2 separate regions of the Homo sapiens genome follow, and region 1 is linked to region 2. A link is an interaction called in ENCODE POLR2A ChIA-PET data of the cell type or tissue named here. Cell type or tissue: PC-3. All regions are shown on one strand. Links, peaks and the distances in the headings refer to the core of each region. The heading gives the core; the rest is flanking DNA. Region 1 has its middle 83 kb from the start of FAM9C. Region 2 has its middle 14 kb from the start of TMSB4X.

What was found. Peaks named below come from ENCODE experiments on the same cell type or tissue, not always from the same donor. Only the 100,000 strongest peaks of a DNase experiment are listed, where the experiment ranks them.
Region 1: POLR2A ChIA-PET joins it to region 2 with 6 read pairs; 3 of 35 experiments call an interaction of 5 or more read pairs at or near these places.

The regions. Positions count from the first base shown.
Region 1 is chrX:13,121,815-13,133,590 of GRCh38, forward strand. No RefSeq gene overlaps it. Among named protein-coding and RNA genes, the nearest start is that of FAM9C, 83 kb to the left of the region's middle. In PC-3, for the core only: no CTCF peak of the experiment used is centred there; a DNase peak (open chromatin) is centred at 2,347; H3K4me3 peaks cover 303 bases; H3K27ac peaks cover 1,578 bases.
Region 2 is chrX:12,982,814-12,994,589 of GRCh38, forward strand. No RefSeq gene overlaps it. Among named protein-coding and RNA genes, the nearest start is that of TMSB4X, 14 kb to the left of the region's middle. RefSeq lists an enhancer at 1,784-1,963, a cis regulatory region at 1,888-2,549 and a silencer at 4,368-4,564. In PC-3, for the core only: no CTCF peak of the experiment used is centred there; a DNase peak (open chromatin) is centred at 6,208; H3K27ac peaks cover 2,775 bases.

The DNA of each region.
Region 1 (11,776 bases), core at 2,253-7,252, 140 kb after region 2:
CCATTCTTCAACATTGTATTTTGGAGGCAGCATGGTGTGGGGATGAGGACATGGCTTTGGGGCTCTATTTCCAGTTTTACAACTAACTAGATATGTCACCTTGGGTGAGGCACTTAATTTCTCAATGGCTGTTTCTCCACGTGTATGGTAAAACTGATGTTACTACTCTCATCAGAGAGTTTTAGTGAGACTGAAAGGAAAGTTCATCTTCAGAAGTCGGCACAGAGCAAGACTCATGGTTGAGGTTCTGTAGATATTAGCCATTACCATTCCTAATATCTCACAACCACAGTGGAGGTAATAATTTTTCAAGCAGTTTTATGCTTATTGTCTCATTTGACGAGAGTATTGTTCAAAAAGTAGGGGAAGGTGATTTTAATGAACTGAATATTTATGTCCCTCCCAAATTCACATATTGAAATCCTAACATCCAATGTGATGGTATTAGCAGGTAGGGCCTTTGGGAGGAAATTAGGTCATGAGGGTAGAGACCTCATGAATGAGACGTGTGCCCTTATAAAAGAAACCCCAGGAAGTTGTCTTACCCTCTTTCCTCCTGAAGAAGGATCTCACCAGAATCCAGTCATGTTGGCACCCTGATCTTGGACTTACAGCCTCCCGAACGATGAGAAATAATTTTTTGTTGTCGTTGTTTAAGAAGCCCGTTCTATGGTATTTTGTTATAGCAGCCTGAACTAAGACAGTGAATTTAGCCGCACATTAAAGAGAAGATGACCAAGGCAAAAAGATGGTGAGAAATTTGCCCAAGGTCACCAGTGACTTAGCATCAGTTCAATCTGGAACTGGATCCCCAAGACCCCAAGTCTCATGCACTTTTTTCCACCAGTGCTTCTCAAAAATTAATGTATACTCAGACAATCTGGGAATCCTGTTAAAACACAGATTCTGATTCAGCCAGTCTGGGGGAGGTGCTGAAATTCTGAATTTCTAACAAGCTCTGAGAAGGCGCCAATGCTGCTCGTTCATGGAACCCACTTGGAACAGTGAGGGTCTATAACTGGTTTCATCAACCTCTGGAACTTATGATTCCTTGAAGCTAAACTTTCATCAGAGTTCGAAGAAAAAAAAAGTGTGCAAAAAAAAAAATCACAAAACATATAATGAGATAACTCCCAAAGTTATTATAATCTCACTACTGTGAAGTTACAAGGGAGTTTATTACCAAAATACCCATCGAACTTCAAAGTGTCAGTACAAACAGGCAACCCTCAATTTTGCCAAGGCCTACAATCAATGAAAAGTTTCTATTCTGTTGCCTGATTGGAGGTCCTGCTGGGAGACACAAAAGTCCCTTCCCTCCTTCCCTTCATTTAGCACCAGGGAGTTCATTACCAATGGGGGCTCCATGCAAAAGAACATTTCTCTATCTTCTGAAAATTGATTGCTCCCTCTCTCTGTACATTTGTTTTTCATTTACACAGATATTTCAGCTATTTTTGATTTGTGGTGTAACCTAGGTAACCTAAATCAGCTAAAATAAGAACTAATTCCAACCTCCAGATCAAATGGCAAACCACACCTGAGCTTTGCACAGATCAAGTAGCAGAAGGAATAGCGAGGTTTTTGTGAGGAGGGCTGCCTTCTTTGATCTGATGTGGCCCGGACAGCATGGGAGCCGGTGCAGATGTGTAAGAGAGGCTCAAGTGCCACTTTGGAAGATTCACCAAGAAGAGTGCATTCTTCTCTCTTCTGGTTTCTCCATATTGTTCTTTTGGGTGTTCACTTTCAGATTCTGCTGGCCTTTGCATATTAGAGAAGAGGTTGGCAAACTTTGTCTGTAAAGGGTCAGCCAGTAAATATTTTCGGCTTTGAAGGCCACATACACGGTCTCTGTCACAACTACTCAACTGTGCCCTTTGAGCTCAAAAGCAGCCACAGACAATATGTAAACAATTGGGCATGGCTATGTTCCAAATAAACTTTATTCATGGACACTGAAATCCTAATTTCAATTAATTTTCATTTGTCATGAAATATTATTTTCCTTTTGATTTTTTTTCACCATTTAAAAATGTAAAAACCACTCTGCTTGCAGGCTGTATAAAACCAGGCGGCAGGCCGGAGGACTTGGCTCACAGGCCATAGTTTGTCTACCGTTATACATATTAGAGTCATACAAGTACAGCCAAATGCAACATTCTCATAAAACATAATGTTAAAAATCAGATGGAGAATAGACCTCCAGATTTCCTGCGTTTATGATGACAGCTTTACAGGAAACCAAAACTGTGTGCTGGGGACTGTTCTGGGTATTCTGCAAATGTTTTTTCGTGTTTGTCTTTGGTATATAATACATTCTCATTTCCTAGGGCTGTTTAGTTTGTGAATGTGAAACTGTCGACTTCCTGTGTCAACTTCAAGTAGCTAAGTTTTCCTATTTGTTTGAATTCCTGTAGTGGACCCTCATCTTATATTTATTTATTTTGGCTCCAAAGACTGACCATATTCATAGTAAGAGTTTGGCAATGTAAGTAGTCATTTTCTGCAAAGAAATATATTCTGACCGAATCATTTCACTGAAACCTCCTAAACCATGAACTTTTATTCTAGAACTAATAAGTGTTTGTGGCAAAGTTCTTTAGCCCTTTGGCTTGTACATTTTATGGCTACAAAAAGGTAGTTGGAATTTTTTTTTTTCGTGAAGGAATTTCATGCATAGCCCAGGACTGTTTTAAGTGTAGAATTTATCTTTGCAACATGCATCTTCAACATGCATGTATGCTTTCTGAGTATGTGCAATTATTCTACTTTTGTGTTAGATGTTCTAAGCTTTTGTGTCTTTCTTGTCACATCATATACAGATTCCTTTCAACCATTACCTTATACATACCCTTTAACTTCAATAGCTTTAGCTGTAGGAATGTCTGTAAAGTCACAAAATTAATTTTCTCCAAACACCACATTCATTTATCCCTCCCCTTAGTGGCACGAACTTAACACAAGGCACACGAGCTTTCAGACTTGAGATTCTTTTTTTATGACTTCTTTAAACCATCATCTAATTGTTGATCTGACAGATTGCATACTCAGAGTAAGTTTATTAACCAGAGCATCTTTTTTGATACCATAAAATTAATTTATTTCTGCCCCAAGAGTGCATTTTGGGAGTGGGTTAGTAAGAAACATCTGAATCATAATCATTTTTGGAACATCCCTTGTACTCCATAAAAATAACATTGATTCAGAACCACTCCCAATTCTCTGCTCCTTCAGGAGACAGGATAGTGGAATTGATTAGCGCTCAGCTGCTGAATGCTGAAGGACGCCCACAGGCCTGGAAAAGACTTGGCTAGGCCTCTGCCAATACCCCTGACGGAAGAAGGGAACATTGGTCGGCTCCCTTTCAGATAATGTGCTTGGGTTTTGCCGTACCTTTGAAAAGACATTGAGACATAAAGGCTTTGTCAGAAGAGGAGGAGGATGCAGGAGGGTGAAGGCTGCAGCCTTGGCCCAGCTGAAGTGCCCCACACAAATTTTCAGATCTCTGACATCTGTGTTTCCTCTGGCCTGACCTTTTCCTAGTCCTTCCCTGGCTTAAGGGGTAGCAGTCCCAAGAATACAAGCCTATGTCACAACACCCTGCATGATCAAGGACGTCCCTGGGTGGCCTAACAATAAAAGCACAGCATTCTGGAGGAAAGAACAAAAAATGGACAAGAAGAATGCCAAATAAGCAAATCTGCAATGTCATAAGGGTCAAGGTAGTCAATGTCTGTTTTATTGCCAATTCACAGAACAGAAAAAAATGTAGCTTTAAAACGATAACAACAACAATAAAAGCATATCCACTGGCACATCTTCCTTGTTTTCAGTGATTAATGCTTTGAAGAAAGTTGATTGGAAGAGAAACACAGTCATCTTAAAATACAGACATGTGCTTTTTTGCTTATAAGCAACTGTAGCTCAGAACTCCAATCACTTCTGTTTTGCCCTTCAAATTTCCATCCGTGGTAGACATGTCAAGAAGGAACACCCCATTATTCTCAATTAGCTGCCCTCCTGGAGGAGGTAGGTACACACACGATGCAAAAGTCATTTCTGTTTGACTCAAGATTAATTATTATTGTTATTATTATTATTATTATTATTTTGACACAGAGTCTCGCTCTGTTGCCTAGGCTGGAGTGCAGTGACACACACAATCTTGGCTTACTGCGACTTCTGCCTCCTGAATTCGTGATTCTCCTGCTTCAGCCTCCCAAGTAGCTGGGATTACAGACATATGCCACCATGTATTTTTAGTAGAGACAGGGTTTGCCATATTGGCCAGGCTGGTCTCGAACTCCTGGCCTCCTGCTATCTTTCTGCCTCGGTCTCCCAAAGTGCTGGGATTACAGGCGTGAGCCACCGCGCCTGGCCACCTCAAGATTAATTACATGGTGTCAGTTGCACTAGATGTACCCTTCTGATCTTTGGATGATGCTTGCGTTAGACTAATGTTAGGTGCACTGCTATTCCCTGAGCACACCTTCTGATGAAATGCACCCAAACCCAAAGTTCCCAGAGCTGTCCCATTACAGCTTGAGGAACTTTCCATTGCTATGACCAGAGGAGCAGCAAGATTTCTTCTCTAAAGACCGTGCCCAGGAATCATGTGCTTTCCCATTTGCTTTTTTTGAGGTAACAACCCTTATTCCCACGATGTGTCAACTGAAGCAGAAATCAGTGGACAAGTTTGGTCATTTGTCAAAACTGCACAAAGCTCTTTATTCTAGTGCAGGGTTCTCAGCACTATTGACATCTTGTGCTGGATCATTCTTTGCTGGGGCCAGGGGACTGTCCTGTGTGCTGTAGGATGTTTAGTAGCATCCCTGGCCTTCACCCACTAGATGCCAGAAGCACTCTCCGCCCCTGCCCCCTGTCATTTATGACAACTAAAATTGTCATGGAACATTGCCAATGCCCCCTGGGGGCAAAGTTGCTCCTGATTGAGCACCACTGCTCTGGTATGAGAGAATTGTGGGGGTACACAGGGCAGCCAATCTTATTTATTGCAGTTCGGCTCAGTTTGAATCACCAGTCATTCTTTTCCAGACCTTTGAAGTACAGGACAGGCAGTCATGCAAGGTAAACCGCCATCCCTATGAAGAAAGCGACCCTCCCTTATCTCTAGCTCCTAGTCTGGTGATTAGTTGAATTACATTTTTTTTTTTTTTGCCTGTGAATTTTCTCTTTCCACTGTGCACTTAAAGTCTAGGAACTGTTGACTCACTTTTCTTGGTAACTGGGACACTTTGGCTTCAGATTCCCTCAGTTTCAGATGCCAATTTCCATTTCATACACAAATGTCTTAACTCAAGGGTGCCCCAAGAATCTTGCTCACAGCATATGCTTGAAGGAACGTTTCTGTCCTGGGAAAGGTTTATCTCTGTACATTTTCTTCCTCATAGCGTTTCTTCAACTTTCTCTCTGAGCCTAGTTTTTCACAGTCCTCATTGGCCGTCAGTGATCTCCAAGTCTCTGTTGCCGGTCACCACATTCTCACTACTCAGGAAGCCCTCTTCTGGGACCTCAGTCCTGGGCATTGTCTCTTCACAGACAATCAGTCATCCACAGTAGAGAGAAGAGGGTAAATCTTGGAATTATTGGCTGACTCTTTGTGGGCATCTAAACCTCCCTAAGCAGAATGTCCGCAGCTTTCACTGCATATCCAGAGGGATTTAGTACACACACAAATCTCCAGGCCCTAGCCCATCAGAGGTTAACTGCACTTTGAGATCCTTGGAATAGTGGTTCATACTCTATCCATGATCTTTATGGGAAAGCATTTATTTTATTATTTCAAAAATGCACATTGAACACTACTGTGTACTAGGTACTGTGCTAGGTATTAGGAATTCAGCATTAGTAAGAGAAGCAGTCCCTACTCTTGTGGAGGTTATAATATTGGAATGAGCTGGCTCAAGGAGAAAAGGGTCTGGCACACAACCCTGAATGTGGTCAGTGTCTCCGATCATTTTAGAAAAATTAAACAACAACAAAAACTTGTGCAAGTTTCACAATGGAAGGATCCTTCCATGCATCCATATAGATCCAAAACATTGCTAAGTGAGAGCAAATATCATGAGAAACATGGAGTCTAAGAAAGCAAACAGACAGAAAGCCACATGAACCTTTTGTATCGGGGAAAACTCATACAGGACTTTTGGTCTAAGTTTTTGAAAGAGGAGTGTTAAGCTCAAATACTTCCTCAGAAAACTTAAAGAAAACCTGAAGAATTCATTGAAGTACAAATTGAACTAGAGAAGCCTTCAATGATGATGTGAGGTGTTTTATTTTGGTTTTACCCCTTCATCTTACAGTGCTAGAAAAGAAAAGCTGCTAGATTTGGGGGAGTGGAAAGGTCCTCAAACAACCTGGTTCCTTCATCATTTTGATCTCTTAGCCCTTGGTGATTTTATTCTGCATGGAGAATGGCTATAGGAAAATGACATAGACCATTATTTCTCTTGATTGAGTCATGTAAACATGCTATTGCAAAATATCAGAAGTTATGAGTCAGAAGTTATGCCAGAGACTATTATATAATAGGTTCCCCTATTTTTAGAAAATATGGTCAAAACCCATTTTAAAAACTAGATTTTGATTTTTTGGCATACTATGCCTTGGGGGATCTGTAGCAAGACACAAAGCCATCATATCCCACTCATTAACTGTTAAAGAAACTACTGTCCAGAAAAAGAAAATTGAGAGCACTATGATTGTATTTTAGATCAGAAAGACAAGCAATAGAACTAACATGGTTATTTCAATAAAAACACCTAAGAAATAAGGAAAGTCTTATGTCACTAGATAAGAGAAGGCAGTTTTTCAACAGGGATCTATGGAAATAACACCTTAAAAGACAGATGAGAGAGTTTCAGTTTTGGTGAGAATCATTTGACATACTTCGGAGTGGTTTGATTTTTTTCAAATATTTCCAAAATGAATACATGCTAATATATATTGTATATATATATATGTGTGTATATATATATATATATACATGTATATATACATGTATATATATATACGTATATATATATATGTATATATATATGTATATATATATATGTGTATATATATATATATATATATATATTTTTTTTTTTTTTTTTTTTTTTTTTTTTGAGACGGAGTCTTGCTCTGTCGCCCAGGCTGGAGTGCAATGGCGTGATCTCGGCTCACTGCAAGCTCCACCTCCTGGGTTCACGCCACTCTCTTGCCTCAGCCTCCTGAGTAGCTGGGACTACAGACACCCACTACCACACCTGGCTAATTTTTTTATATTTTTAGTAGAGACGGGGTTTCACTGTGTTAGCCAGGATGGTCTCGATCTCCTGACCTCGTGATCTGCCTGCCTCGGCCTCCCAAAGTGCTGGGATTACAGGCATGAGCCACCGTGCCTGGCCTATTGTAAATATTTTTGAGTCTCCCTGTTGGGATAAGAGACATGTTCGGGCACTGAGAAAACTTAACCTGAGCCCTCTTAACCACCATCAAAGTATCAAAGAGAAGGGAATGGGCACTGGATGACTGAAGAATTGGGATTCTAATGGATAAGAGTCTAACGTGATCACCAAAGGTTTGGTTTCTGAACTCCTAATAGAGAAAGCAGTCATGATCAGAATTGAGTGAGGGCTCTCTGGAAGGAGTAATGTCAGACCAATCTAATATCTTTAAAAATATAAAGTTATTACATTGGTGGGATAGTGATAGGATAAACTTAGGGAGAAGACAATGAACCCATTGCTTTACAACAGACACGATTCAAAGATTCTCCAACACATTTATGATTTCCTACTGGTTGGTATCTAGTAATATGACAAAATACATAAAATATTATTTTTAGAGAGATGAAAGGCCCTGTATTAAACAACACCAATGTTATTTTAAAAAGTCTTGTGATTATGTATATGGTTCTTACTATTTTTCTTTGAACAACAGGCAAGTTGTTTGAGGGCCCATAAAGCGACAGAGATAGTAAATAGATCACAGACATAAATAAAAATATTATCATGTTAACTTACTATTTATAGGCATTTGGAAATTGCACGAAGCATGCATAACAGAAGTTTGACATGGATTATCCCCAGAGCTCTTTCCTGTGACCCATCTAGTGGAAATCATCCCAGAAATCCTAGAGGTTAGGTGTTTTTGCTGGGAGGAATAACACTACTGGAGTTAAACAAACCAACTATTTGGACACTCCCAGTCTCCCCACCTGCAACTGCCTCAGCAGTGGAAACATGAGGCCAGAGATCACAGGAACTCATGTGAAGATGCCTCTAAGTGGTTACTATTCTTGTAACAAATTTACCAACAAAGCACATGGATCTTCAATTATCTCTGTTTAAATTTAAGGAGAAGTGCCAGCACTGAAGGGTAACCTCAAATAGGAGCCCTCTTTTACACACACACATGCACGTGTACACACACACGATACACACATGATAAATAGCAGGACATAATTTGTTTATTTCTCCAACACTTCTCACTCACCAGACTGTCAGATCAATTACCAAGATGACTGAAATAAATAAACACAATTGTAATCCTTTATCACTAGATCACAGAGAAACCATTTCTAGAACCTGAAACTCAGACGAGTCTCTGTTACTGGACAGGGGCGTCAAATGGGAGAAGTAAAGGCTGTTTGAGGCTTGTATTCATTTGAGATGGCACTGGCTTCTGGATCTTTACAATGTGTCTCCCCTCTCCTGGAGGAGAAAATGACTGCTGTGGAGATTAGGATAAATAAAATGCACTTGATTCAGCTTGTTTTTTCTTTGCACCGGAAACTCCATCCAATGCACGTGGCCTTGAAAATAGATGCTGGGCTTGGAAAGAAAATAAGTACCTGCAGAGAGACAGAATTCAGAAGCAAGAAGGATCTTCTCTGGGTGGCCACCACTACCAGATTCCATTTTATTTCTAAAATTATAATTTCTGTGTTCATCCATTTGTTTGCATGGGGCTTTCTCATTTTGCATTGTTTTGTTTATTTTGATTTTGTTCTGTAGTCCAATACCAACACACTGAGGAATAGCTTCTAGGCAGTGTTTATGAACAGCTGAAGGCAAGGATCAAGTTAAATAGCACATATACTCCCAGTGAGATTTTCCTCTTTGCACTTTATAATCTTCACATTGCTAAATTCCTTAAACTACAATTGATTCTCTCTGCAAGAATTGCCAAGACACTGTCAAAGCCAACTTCAAAAAGCTAGAAACACGACCTTTATACAAATATATGGTGAGCATGTATCAAAGACATATTTAATTCATTAATGAGGAAACCAGCATGTAGGAGAAACATAAACACACACACACACACACACACTCTCAGTGGGAAAAAAGTTAAAATGTGATTGCAAAGATAGATACAGAACTCTTGTGTCCTACACGGCAATAAAACTGTAACCTTTGGATTTTGGGGGGGTTTTTGTTTGTTTTGTTTTGTTTGTTTTTTTTTTTGGTTTTATTTTGTTTTGTTTTTTACCGAATAGAAAGGAGCTGCAACTCTACTTTGCAAAAGTCATTTGTAACTTATCAAATTACCAGTTACAATCTACCTTCATAGAGTAGATGCTTCAGATCCTAGTCAGTCATAAATAGGTAAGTCAAACCATGGTGCATTTCCCTAGAGAATGAAATATTCCTGGATGGTTTTGGTAGACAGTGCTTCAGTATGAGTTGGCAAGGACATGCAGTCATCCTTTTGCTTATTTCCAAGTGTTGTATCACTTTTCTTCACAGAGCCACACAAAGGCATTCTGTCTACAGTTTAGTAGATGAAGTTTTGTGGGTCTTGGTGGCTGAAATACCCTTGTAACTTCCCTCAAAGCCCCACGTCATAAAAAGCTTCAGCAACCAAAGGAAAATGCTAATGTTTCAAAATGGAACTCTTGAAAGATTTGTCTTTCTAAAAACAAGCTTTTGTCATGCACCCAAGGCAAAGGTGGCCCCCATCTCCGCCCAGCACCTCACTTGACTATAGGGCAGCAATCTGCAGTGGACTGTTTGTCAATGCTCCATTGTATGCTGAGGTTCTGAGGGGTGTGACCACCCACAGCTGGCCACAGCTCCTCCATTTACATTTGCTAGCCCACGCTTGCAGCCAGAAAGCCTTTTAGAATGTTGCAACAAACAAAACCAAAAGCCCACAGGCCATCTCAGGCAGAGGAAACCACAGACAGACACACTGTCTTCCACAGGCTCCCAACTCTAGTTGACCCTGTTTATGTCTTAGTATTTTAAGTCTGTGACCTTAGCAAAGGTTCAACATGCAGTGCCAACTGAGCAGGCAGAAACAGAAGTACAGTTCTTGCCACAGGATTTGGAGGCACAAGAATTCAATTTGAATTCTGTGTCCACCATGTACACATCATGTAACTGTACCTGCCCTGAGTCTTGGTTTTTTCTTTTTTTTTTTTTTCTCTAATTGTTTTGGTATCTATCTATCTTAAGGTAAACATGGTTTTGAAGTAATGTCACTTTTTTATTTATTTTTTATTATTATACTTTAAGTTTTAGGGTACATGTGCACAATGTGCAGGTTAGTTACATATGTCTACATGTGCCATGCTGGTGTGCTGCACCCATTAACTCATCATTTAGCATTAGGTATATCTCCTAATGCTATCCCTCCCCACTCCCCCCAACCCACAACAGTCCCCAGAGTGTGATGTTCCCCTTCCTGTGTCCATGTGTTCTCATTGTTCAATTCCCACCTATGAGTGAGAATATGCGGTGTTTGATTTTTTGTCCTTGCGATAGTTTACTGAGAATGATGATTTCCAATTTCATCCATGTCCCTACAAAGGACATGAACTCATCATTTTTTATGGCTGCATAGTATTCCATGGTGTATATGTGCCACATTTTCTTAATCCAGTCTATCATTGTTGGACATTTGGGTTGGTTCCAAGTCTTTGCTATTGTGAATAGTGCCGAAATAAACATACGTGTGCACGTGTCTTTATAGCAGCATGATTTATAGTCCTCTGTGTATATACCCAGTAATGGGATGGCTGGGTCCAATGGTATTTCTAGTTCTAGATCCCTGAGGAATTGCCACACTGACTTCCACAACGGTTGAACTAGTTTACAGTCCCACCAACAGTGTAAAAGTGTTCCTATTTCTCCACATCCTCTCCAGCACCTGTTGTTTCCTGACTTTTTAATGATTGCCATTCTAACTGGTGTGAGATGGTATCTCATTGTGGTTTTGATTTGCATTTCTTTGATAGCCAGTGATGGTGAGCATTTTTTTGTGTGTTTTTTGGCTGCATAAATGTCTTCTTTTCAGAAGTGTCTGTTCATGTCCTTTGCCCACTTTTTGATGGGGTTGTTTGTTTTTTTCTTGTAAATTTGTTTGAGTTCATTGTAGATTCTGGATATTAGCCCTTTGTCAGATGAGTAGGTTGCGAAAATTTTCTCCCATTGTGTAGGTTGCCTGTTCACTCTGATGGTAGTTTCTTTTGCTGTGCAGAAGCTCTTTAGTTTAATTAGATCCCATTTGTCAATTTTGCCTTTTGTTGCCATTGCTTTTGGTGTTTTAGACATGAAGTCCTTGCCCATGCCTATGTCCTGAATGGTAATGCCTAGGTTTTCTTCTAGGGTTTTTATGGTTTTAGGTCTAACGTTTAAGTCTTTAATCCATCTCGAATTAATTTTTGTATAAGGTGTAAGGAAGGGATCCAGTTTCAGCTTTCTACATATGGCTAGCCAGTTTTCCCAGCACCATTTATTAAATAGGGAATCCTTTCCCCATT
Region 2 (11,776 bases), core at 3,471-8,470:
TTGGGAGATATTAGAAGTAAAATCATTTCATCCACATGAGGCAGTCTGTAGACCCTTCTTGTTTAGAAATGTAGCTATAGGGAAGGAGGGCGAAGAAGAGACTGTCCATACTTGTCACTGAAAAAGCATATTGACATCATCAGTGTTGCAGCAACGTCATACAAGAAGGTGCTAAATCTTACTTTTATTGGTATTTCTTGGTCCACATTTCGAAAAGATGGGCTTGTAACACCTCTATATTATGAACACTTCATGGTCATTTGGTATCAACTTTTATACTGGAGCGGAAAGAAGTTTAATCAATTTGAAATGGTTAAAATTACATTTTTGTGTGGAGATCTCTGAGGTTTGCAGTGCCTTGTACTAGGGTTTGTACATTAAAAGCTGGTCTTCAATCATGTATTATGTTCCTGGGGCAGCTGTAACCAATCCCTACAAACTTGGGGGCTGAAAACAACAGAAATATATGCTCTCATGTTTTGGAAGCCAGCAGCCCGATATCAAGGTGTCGGCAGAGCCGGATTCTCTCCAAAGGCTCAAGGAGAGAATCCTTCCTTGCATCTTTCAGCTTCCAGTGGCTCCAGGTATTCCTTGGTTTGTGACTGCGTCACTTCAATGTCCACTTCCATTTTCACGTCGCCTTCTCTGCGTCTGTGTCTTCTCCTCGTCTTTCTCTTATAGGGGCACTTCTCATTGGATTTAGGGCCCACCTGGGTCATCCAGGATGATCTCATCTCAAGATCCTTAATTACATCTGCAAAAAAAACTCTTTCCCAAGTAAGTTAGCATTCACAGGTTCCAGGGATTTGATATGGACAGATCTTTGGTGGGGGGAGGGCTGCTATTTAACCCACTATAAATCGTCATTAGTGGGTTGTCTAGTAGAGGCACTGTAGTGCGATGGTTGAAATGATCAGTCGGTCAGCACTGTGGGCAGGGACATTTTACCGAATGAGTGGGTCTGTGGAAGGAGAGAGGATAACTGAAGATTTTCGACATTAATCAGAACATTATCCAGTGATTTAAGGACCAATATGGAAAAACTTATAGGACCCATAAGTGGGTGAAGAGAAAGGGGTATGGAAGGAAGGAAAATGAAAGGTTTGTAATTGGTTATTTGTTTCCTGTGATTACAGGGATGAATAACACAGGTGGTCATGGCAGAAAACAGTTGTGCTTCCTCAAGAGCAGTGAAAAATACCATGTGGGAAAAGAAGTGCATATACTACCCTAAGTAATTAGAGAGGTCAGTCACAAAATTTAAAAGAAAAGAAAGTAAAAAAGAATATAATCTGAATGGGTTTTTTTTGAAGAAAGGATAGTAATTATATAACCCTGAATTTGTCATTTCAAATATCATTGATAACTTGAGCTAGGAAGGTGAGAGCACCGTGAGTTCATATATGCAAATGTAAATTCTCAAAGCCATACGTGCATGCCTAAGGCATTCCTCTAAGGTTCCACTGACTTTCTCTGTATAAGCTCCGTGTTATAACAGGTGTATAAATATACATGCAACATGCATCGAGAACAAACATATTGGCATCTAATGTTTGGAACCTTCCGCCTATCAGGGCTTCTTTTCTGAAATAAGTCATGAAGTTTCCCAACAGGAGAGATGGATACCAAAAATAAAATCCATTTAAGTCCTCAACCCATTCAAATAATAAATCCTTCAGATTAGAAAGAGGTGAGGTCAATTGAATCTAACATAGACATTAAGAACTATCTGCCCCAAAGAAGGCTACTCCACACTTTTGACCATATTCCTTTGAAACAGGGAGGATTCATGTTCTCTCTCCTCTCCTGGAAGCTGACAGATACCCATGTATGATGTTGACATTTATGTATGTCTAGAATGCCTAAGGCATTTGGCTTGGCCAAGGCCGGTTGTGACTTGGCCCCCTGCCACCATTCTTTGTACCACAGGTGTTTCCAAGTAGGATCTCATTCGAGTTGGGAGGGTGAGTTAGGGCTTTAGACCACAGGAGCAGCTGAGGGAAAACTGTAAGGGGCCAGGCTTAGCCAAGAAAAGAAGGCTGAGAAAGATCCAAACCAGACAGCTGGCTACCATTCTAACCTCTATCCCCACCCCAGCGCTACCACACTTCAGGCCACACCCTACCCAGAGTGTGGTTTTCAAACCACAGGCTGTGTCGTAGGAAATCAATTTATTGATTCTTGCCAGCATTGAAAACAAAAATTAAAAAAAAAAAAAGACAAAATAAATCACTAAAAAGAAATCAAGCAAGAATTTTCAGAACTCCCCAGCATGGTAAGGGTAACTATTGTTTATCAAACTTCTGTTTGAGTTATTTATGAGGGGGAGAGATGACTGATCTGTGATGTACAATGTTTCTTTCAGTGTGAGTCAGACTCACACTTGTCAAGACTTCCATCCCCCAGCCTCCTGCCTGCTTATGGCCTCAATTCCTTTCTTTTCTCTGTCTAGCTTCGACTCCTAATCACTCACTTCAGATTGATTTTAAACCCTTTCCTCCCCATGTCCAGCTGAAGTCTTCCTTCATGCCCCAGTCCTGAATCCACTCCAAGAACCTGTTTGCCATTTTTTCACCCAGGCTCCCAAGTACTAACAGATAAAATATACACTTTGCCATGCTGTCACCTCAAAATTTGTCACTTGTTCCTGGTCAACTTACTATTAGCTGTGCCACCTTCAGAAACTTCGTAACTTCTATGAGCTTCACTCTTCTCACCTGCCTAATGTGGAAGGGGATGGCCATGACACATGGGGTTGCTGTGAGAGTTGAAGGAAATATGTACATTGTAGGTGCTCAGTATATGGTCTCCTTTATTATTACAACAGCCTCTTAGTTCACAAATCAATGCACTATTATTACATGAAATACTTCTTGACCTCTTTGTAGCCTTGTGTGTGTGTGTGTGTGTATGTGTGTGTGTGTGTGTGTGTGTGTGTGTGACAGGGTCTCACTCTGTCACTCAGGCTGGAGTGCAGTGGTGCAATCTTGGTTCATTGCAGCCTCTCCAACTCCCAGGCTCAGATGATCCTCCTGCCTCAGCCTCCCAAGTAGCTGGGACTACAGGTACATGCCACCATACCCCAGCTAATTTTTTCTCTGGGTAGCTGTGATGGTTAATACTGAGTGTCAACTTGATTGGATTGAAGGATGCAAAGTATTGATCCTGGGTGTGTCTGTGAGGGTGTTGCCAAAAAAGATTAACATTTGAGTCAGTGGGCTGGGAAAGGCAGACCCACCCTTAATCTGGGTGGGCACCTTTAATCAGCTGCCAGCATGGCTAGAATATAAAGCAGGCAGAAAAACATGAGAAGACTAGACTGGCCTAGCCTCCCAGCCTACATCTTTCTTCTGTGCTGGATGCTTCCTGCCCTCGAACATCAGACTCCAGGTTCTTCAGTTTTGGGACTTGGACTGGCTTTCCTTGCTCCTCAGCTTGCAGATGGCCTACTGTGGGACATTGTGATTATGTGAGTTAATACTTAATAAACTCAGTTCTGTCCCTCTAGAGAACCCTGACTAATAAAGTAGCTTTTGACAATGCTGACCACACTCTACTTTCTGAAACCCTCTCCTCTCTCACCATTTTTAGTCTCTGGCTTCTCTATTCCACCAACATCTCTGATTGCCTTTTCTCTCTTACCCCGTAAGTGTTGTTGCTCCCTGGTTTGAATCTTTTGCTTACCTCTTTTGGTGTCTGACTTCACTCTACAGACTAGAGGCTAGGTCTTTAGTTTCTAGATTTCTTTTGAGTTCTGAGCTTCACCTCGTCTTATCTCTGCAAACAGAAACCCCAGATAGCTGCTCATTCCTGCTCCAACTCTTGCTTCTGTTTCAGGGCCCAGTGTCTCAGCAAAGACTTAGAACATGGTGCTACTTTCTTCCTCTCCCAAGAAGTCATGTGAGTCACTGTGTTAACTTTAAAAAAAAATCGTAATTTCAAATTTACAGAAGAGTTGCAAGAATAGTTAAAAGAATTCCCTATATCCTTTACTCAGATTCACTAATTGTTAACATTTTACCACATTTACTTTCTCTCTCACCTCTTTTTTTTCTGAACCATTTTCTGAACCCTTTGAAGGTCCCTCAGCTTATATTTCCTAAGAACAAGAATATTATCTTACATAACCACAGTGCAATGATTAAATTCAGGAATTTTAACATCAATGCTGTGATATTGTTATCTAACATAAAGTCCATATTTAAATGTTGCCAGTTGCTCCATTGTCCTTTACAGCCCTTTTCTTCCTCCTCATCTGGGATCCAATCCAGGATCATGCATCACATTGAGCTGTCATGTCTCTTTAACCAGGAACAATTCCTCAGCTGCTCTTTTTCTTTCAAGACAGTCACATTTTTGAAGAATATGAACCAACTGGTTTGTAGAATTTCTATCATTTTGGGTTTGCCTGTTGTTTTTTTCATGATTAGAGTCAGATAATTCGGGGTAGGAAAACCGATAAAGGATGTTGTGTCCTTCCTGGTGCCTCACATCAGGACGCACGTGATGCCGATTTGTCCCATTCATTGATAACTTGGATCACTTGTCTAGATGGTTGCCACCAGATTTCTGCATTGTAAGGCTATCATTTTTCCCACTGTAATTAGTAAGTAACCTGGGGGAGGATAGTTGGAGGCTCAGGCTCAAGTCTCCTGTTCTTCCTCAAACTTCCACCAAGTAGTTTTGGCACTTATTGATGATTCCTGCCTGAATTGATTTTTTCTATGATGTCAGCAAAAACGGTGAATTTATGACACTATCATTTCTTTTTTTTTTTTTTTTTTGAGACGGAGTTTCACTTTGTCACCCAGGCTGGAGTGCAATGGCGTGATCTCGGCTCACTGCAACCTCCGCCCCTCAGGTTCAAGCAATTATCCTGCCTCAGCCTCCTAGGTAGCTGGGACTACAGGTGTGTGCCACCACGCCCTGCTAATTTTTGTAGTTTTATTAGAGATGGGGTTTCACCATGTTGGCCAGGCTGATCTTGAACCCCTGACCTCAGGTGATCCGCCTGCATTGGCTTCCCAAAGTGCTGGGATTATAGGCATGAACTACTGCGCCTGGCCCCTATCATTTCTTCTAATGTGACTTACCATTTTCTTATGTTCTAACCTGTATGTATAAACCAACAAAAATGCAATTTCAAAATTTATATGCTAACAATAATAAAAATAACAGTAGCTTCTATATGTTGGCCCATGGGCTTGTCCTGCCTGACTAGACACAACATTATAGAGGTGCAATGTTGCAAGGAACATTTTCAAAGACTTTGAGAATGTGGCTGATGCAAGCTTGTGCTGTCATTTCAGTCTTTAAGAGTCGGCTTAGGGCTTGTTTGCAACTGACATCCTCGTGTGTTATGGCTGTGATTTTAAAAGAGAATAGAGATACATGTATGTAAACCACATTCATGTTCAGTTCATACTAGATCTTTAACATTAATTTTGATTGACCAAAAATATTATTCAGTTCTCGTAATCTGGCAGAGAAATGTCTGTCATTAGTTCTGTGGGGCTACAACAAAGGCTTGAGGTGTCGAGGAATCAGGCAGAGGCAAATCCTTTTCAGGTTCCTGCTAGATAACAGATGTTTGCATTATAAAGGAAAACTAAACACAACTGGAATAATTGGGCGCGGCATTCAGAACTGTCACTTCTGCAAGTGCACCATAGGAAGAAGGCCTCTGCTCTTCCTCTGAGAATCAAGAGGTGGTCTCAAAATTGCGAGCTTGGCCAAGCGTGGTGGCTCACACTTGTAATCCCAGCACTTTGGGAGGCTGAGGCAGACAGATCACCTGAGGTCAGGAGTTTGAGACCAGCCTGAGCAACATGGAGAAACCCTGTCTCTACTAAAAATACAAAATTAGCCGGGCATGGTGGTGCACAACTGTAATCCCAACTACTCGGGAAGCTGAGGGAGGAGAATCGCTTGAACCTGGGAGTTGGAGGTTGCAGTGAGCCGAGGTTGCAGCATTGCACTCCAGCCTGGGCAAAAAGAGTGAAACTCCATCTAAAAAAAAAAAAAAAATTGCGAGATTGATTTTGGTCAGGTGCCTACGTTTCCGTAAGCCTTAAACAAACATCACCCATTCTACTGGTCAAACACACCTTCCTAACACCAGCGTGAGAGGAATGAAAAGGTAGAGCGCTTCAAGGGTGTCTGGCCCTCTTCCATTTTCTACCTGGAAAAAATATCTTCATCCACGTACTGCTGTTTGCTTATAACAATTGTGCCCTGTATTATCTGAGTCTCGAGGCCAGTGCTAACACAGCTGCATACCTGAACAATGACTCACCCCTAAAGTCATTTTCAAGACACCCTGACCATGAGTTTGTTATGGAAATAAAGAAAAAGTTTATGATTTCAGGGAGACTTGTCCTCCAAAGAGGCAGAGTCCTCAATATGTAATAATAATTAATAGAAATTTCTCTTGTGTTTTTTTAGGGTGGAGCAGCAGATGATCTTTTTAAAGTGTTTTTAATTGTTAAACTTTTTGGAACACATCCATTTATGTGGTTCAAATATCAAAAGAATATGAAAAATACAGTCCCATTCGACTGATTGCCCTCACTCTCTTGGGATAATGCTTTTTATTAGTTTCTTGTTTAACCTCCGATATATATGCAAAAACAAATATATAGTTGTAATGTCCCCTCCTCTTACACAGTTGGTATTATAAATCATCTTCCTAATATAATATTCTTAAACTTAACATTGTTATTACAAGAATAATGCATATTTATTTGTTTCAAATAAATCAAACAGTATAGAATGGACTGAAAGAGAAAGGGAAAGTTCCTCTTTCAACTCATTTTCCAGAGATAGCTACTGTGAACAGTTTTATGTGAATCATTCCAGATGTTTTCTAATAATAGTGTTAGTGGCAAGAGCTGCTTGTGAAAGTTTTTGGAAAATTGAGAGCCGGTTGTTAAACGAAGTCACTATTAAATGATATAAACTTACAATAAAATAAATTATATGAAAAGTAAAGGTAATAAATGCTTAAAATGCATCACCGCCTAATTATTTTACACATTTTACTATTACTATGCTCTTAGGGTTACTTACATCTACTATATCTGTATGGTGGAAATACTATAAAATGCTGGCTGCAGGCATCTCTTCCCAACTCCTCTTGACGACTTTACACCTCTACTGATGCTATGGTTTAAATGTTTGTCCCCTCTAAAACTCATGTTGAAACTTAATCCCCAATGTGGCGGAATTGAGAGGAGGGGCCATTAAGAATTGATTGAATCATAGGGCCCTACCCTCAAGAACGGACTAATTCATTCACAGATTAATGAATTAATGGGTTGTGATGTGAGGGGACTGGTGGCTTTATAAGAAGAGGAAGAGAGACCTCAGCTAGCATGCTCAGCCCCCTTGCCATGTGATGCCCTGTACCGCCTCAGGACTCTGCAGAGAGTCCCCACTGACAAGAAGGCCCTCACCCCAGATGTGGCCCTTCAACCTGGGACCAGCCTCCATAACTGTAAGAAATAAATTCTGTCCGGGCATGGTGGCTCATGCCTGTAATCCCAGTGCTTTGGGAGGAAAAGGTGGGAGGATTACTGGAGGCTAGGAGTTGGAGACCAGCCTAAGCAACACAGCAAGATCCCGTTTCTAAAAAAAAAAAAAAAAAAAAAAAAAATTTTAATTAGCTGGGCATGATGGCATGCACCAGTGGTCCTAGCTACTCAGGAGGCTGAGCCCAGTAGTTTGAGGGTGCAGTGAGCTATCATGCACCACTGCATTCCAGCCTGAGTGACAGAGAGAGACCCTGTATCTAAGGAATAATAATAGCAAATAAATAGAAAAAAATCATTTTCTCTATAAATTATCCAGTTTCAAGTATTCTGTCATAAGCCACAGAAAATGGGCTAAGACAATTGACATAGTATATAAAATATAACCCCCCAAAATGACTCAAAAATAAGAAACGTAAAGGTGCAACTAAAATGCCAATACAATACTTTTAAATTTAAAGAAAATTAGCATTACAGTAAATGGCATTGCTTAGTCAGGAAAAAACGTGGCTAACTCTCATGGATGTACAAATGCCCTTTTCCTTTTTTTATTCAAATACCCAAGTAGACAAGACCTGTCTTCCCTCATCCTGGAAAGCCCCCTCTTTGATTTGACAAATATTCTATGTAGATGCTCTCTCCTCTAGGAGGGAGAGATTAATCTCCCCAACATTCACACTTGAAGGCGGGCTAGATTTAGTAACTTACTGACAAAAATCCTTGTATGGAACCAGAAGGGAAAAACAGTAATATTACAGTAGAGAAATTTGGCAAACACCCCTTTAACTAACTGATGAAGACTAACATCACGAGTGATGTCATGCAGACATCATGTACCCTCCAATATGTTGTGATGAGAAGGGCACTTCACTGACTCCAAAAACCCATATCCCCAGTGTACAAGAGGAAAAGTTTCCTCAGTGCTCCTAGGGTTCATGGCTAGGTCTGAAATAAAACTGACAAAGACAGATTAACAGGAAAAAACGTACACATTTATTTAATCAAAGTTTTACGTGACACAAGAGCCTTCAGAAATGAAGAGCCAAAGACCCAGGGAAAACTTTCCATTTCATGCTTAGGTTCAACGAAGAATGGACAGCCATGCAGCAATGTGATTGGACAAAAGGGTATCATCTAATGGTAACAGACTAAGGTGGGAAACCCAGTAAGGCCTCTCTATTCCAATTCTTCTTGGTCTCTCTGTGTAGCTTTCCTTCCTCCTGAGTATGGAGCAGGACCCCTCTGGAGTGAGGGTCTTATGACCTACAGTCAGACAAGGTAGGTCAGAGAATTTCTTTATGATCAGCTCCTACACAGAAAGGCGAAGACATTTAATACTTCCAGGCTCTGTGGCTTGATCTGAAGAACAGGAGTTCTAGTTTCTATGGCTTCCTTTGGGGGAGAAAGAGGAACAGGAGAAAGAAGAGTAGGAGAAGGTCAGAGAGAGATCTTGTTTCTGAGGCCCTGTCAATCTCCTTCAGTTCAAAGTATTCGTTGTGACAAGGCACCATATTTTGCGGTATTGTGTCTGAGCTCTGACATCAGTCTAATGGAGAAAACATCAGGCAAACCCAAATTGAGGGACATTCTACAATATAGCTTACTGGTACTGCTGAAAATTGTCAAGGTCATGAAAAGACAAAAAAAAAAAAAAAAACTCACAGAGGAGAGAAGACCAAGGGGACATGACAACTAAATGCAATGTGCTATTCTATGAACAGCAAGAACAGAACAGAGAGAAGAAAGAAGTATTTAAGGAAGATATTTAACAGAAAATCTGATGAAATTGGAATAAAGTCTTGAGTTTTGTTAATAATTTCATACTTTTTTTTTTTTTTTTTGAGACAGGGTCTTACTCTGTTGCCCAGACCGTAGTGCAGTGGCACAATCTTGGCTCACCCACAACCTCCACCTCCCAGGATCAAGCGATTCTCCTGCCTCAGCCTCCCGAGTAGCTGGGACTACAGGCATGCACCACCATGCCCAGCTAATTTGTGTACTTTTAGTAGAGACAGGGTTTCACCATGTTGGCCAGGCTGGTCTTGAACTCCTGACCTGAAACGATCCACCTTCTTCGACCTCCCAAAGTGTTGGGATTACAGGCATGAGCCAATGAGCCCAGCCAACAATTTTGTACTATGGTTAATTTCTTAGTTGTGACAAGTATACCATGCCATAAGAGTTTAACAATGGAGAAATTGGATGAGGAATAAATGGGAACTCTGTTCTTAAAGTTTATTTCATAAAGCCAAACAACAAAAAGATAACATCTTTTTATTGGATATCGAGTATTCAACATAAATTTGTTTTTTATAATTCAATACTCCTCATGTACTGTTCTTGTGCAGACCAAACGTTAACGTGGTAAAGACCTGTTTTCTATTTGCAGCAGGATATGACAGGTTGTTTAGTGTATAATGCAGCTAAAATCAAGACTATAGGTTTGACAAGGGCTTCTTAATTCTGTTTGATTCCATATTCATAGTCTCAGTCCTAGCTTTGTCCAGAGAGACCTTGTACAAATGTATACTGTTTGAATCGGAGTGGGTAAATGCTCTCTGTCCTCTCCTCCCCAGCCTCCCAGAAAATAACTGAAAGCACATGTTCTCTTGAAGGAGAGCCAGCAGTGCTATCTTTTTGTATGAAGACTTGCTTGATTATAATTAAAACTTTCATTTGACTATTAAAAGTAAAGAACAGCTATAAATTAAGGTAGCAATATTAAAACCTCTGGAGGTAAGTCTAAAAAGCCTCTCTGTAATTAGAGAACTACAAAACTTAAGGAACACTAATTCTTTTCGGCGTCAAGGTCTCATTTTGCCAGGAAGCTGGTATTTTGTAAATTGCAGCTCTTCCAGGGCTGAGGACAGATTTTGATTCTTGCTTATAACTGTTACCTGAAATTTTTTGCCCTTTATGAACTGGGCTATGAATTAGAAGACTGATTTCTTATCCTGATTGAATATGTGAGGATTTGGGTGGCCTAGGTTATGTCATGACCCCTGTAGATTAGAGTTTCCAAATTTGTCTAGCTAGATGTTGGCCTATTAACCTTCTTTGGCTCTTCCAGTTCAAAAGAGTTGAAGTTTTTGTATTAATGAAAATAATACTTCCTAACACCACTTCTCCTTAAAAATAGAAGGCATTAGTTAACCTTGGGCAGTGGATTTGGTTAGTAATAGTTTGTATATTCTTCCCTGCACTTTACCTTTCCAAATGCATGTGTGTATATCTAAATATAAATGTATGTGTGTATACATATATATACATACACATCATACATGTGAACACATACACACATATATAGTCATTTCACTTTAATATGATGAAAAATAAAATAAAAATTTGTATTTGAAACCACAATAAGGACATATACCAATAGATTTCTTATTAAGTCTTACTAAGTTAAACTAGGGAATTGTGGTCTGATGGGCCTTATCCTTCACTTTAAGGAGAATTTTGCCAGGACAATCTGAAAAGTCTAAATTGGCCTTGAGTTCATTCCCTGTCTTTTTCCATTTGACAGTCTTAATATTTGTACTTTCTCTTTATAGATCTTACTCCTTAGTTTTTATCTCTTTTTTTCTCCACTGGATTAAAACAAACAATGAGCTTTAAAAAGAACACTTCTTCTGGTAGATATCTCCAGAGAGCTTATATTTACTTTAAACTGAATTCTTGCCAGACCGCCCAAGTGGATACTCCTGATTTTTCATTATCCATCAACATATTACACCATAATGGATACAATGGCATACAAATTGTGTAGCCAAGCACCAAGCAAAGCCTTGACAGTCCACTAGGACAAGACAGAATTTTGAGAACATTTTTCTGTTTAGTTCTAGAAAAATGGTCCACATCTTTCTCTCTTTCTCTCCCTCCCTCTTTCTTTCCTTTCTCTTCTTTTTGATGTTTGTAAAAGGCAATATTACACCTATAGTAATTTAACACCTAAGAATTTGGACTCTGAGAAATGGGACTGACACTTGCCATGTTTCCCATTGGCTAAGGAGATACCTTTTCTAAGAATATGCAAACACTGGTAATCCAATCCTTTACGTCTTTTAAAGCTACGCTTGTTTGTTTTATAACATAATGCCAGCAGGACGTTAAGGTCAGCTATATCAGAGATTAAACTGTATATTTGCACTCAAAGCAATAGATGAGGAAGTGGAAAAACCAGACGTATGAGTTTGTCCATGATTATCTTAAGTTGGCAGTGATCTGAATATGGCTGGGTCACTTGA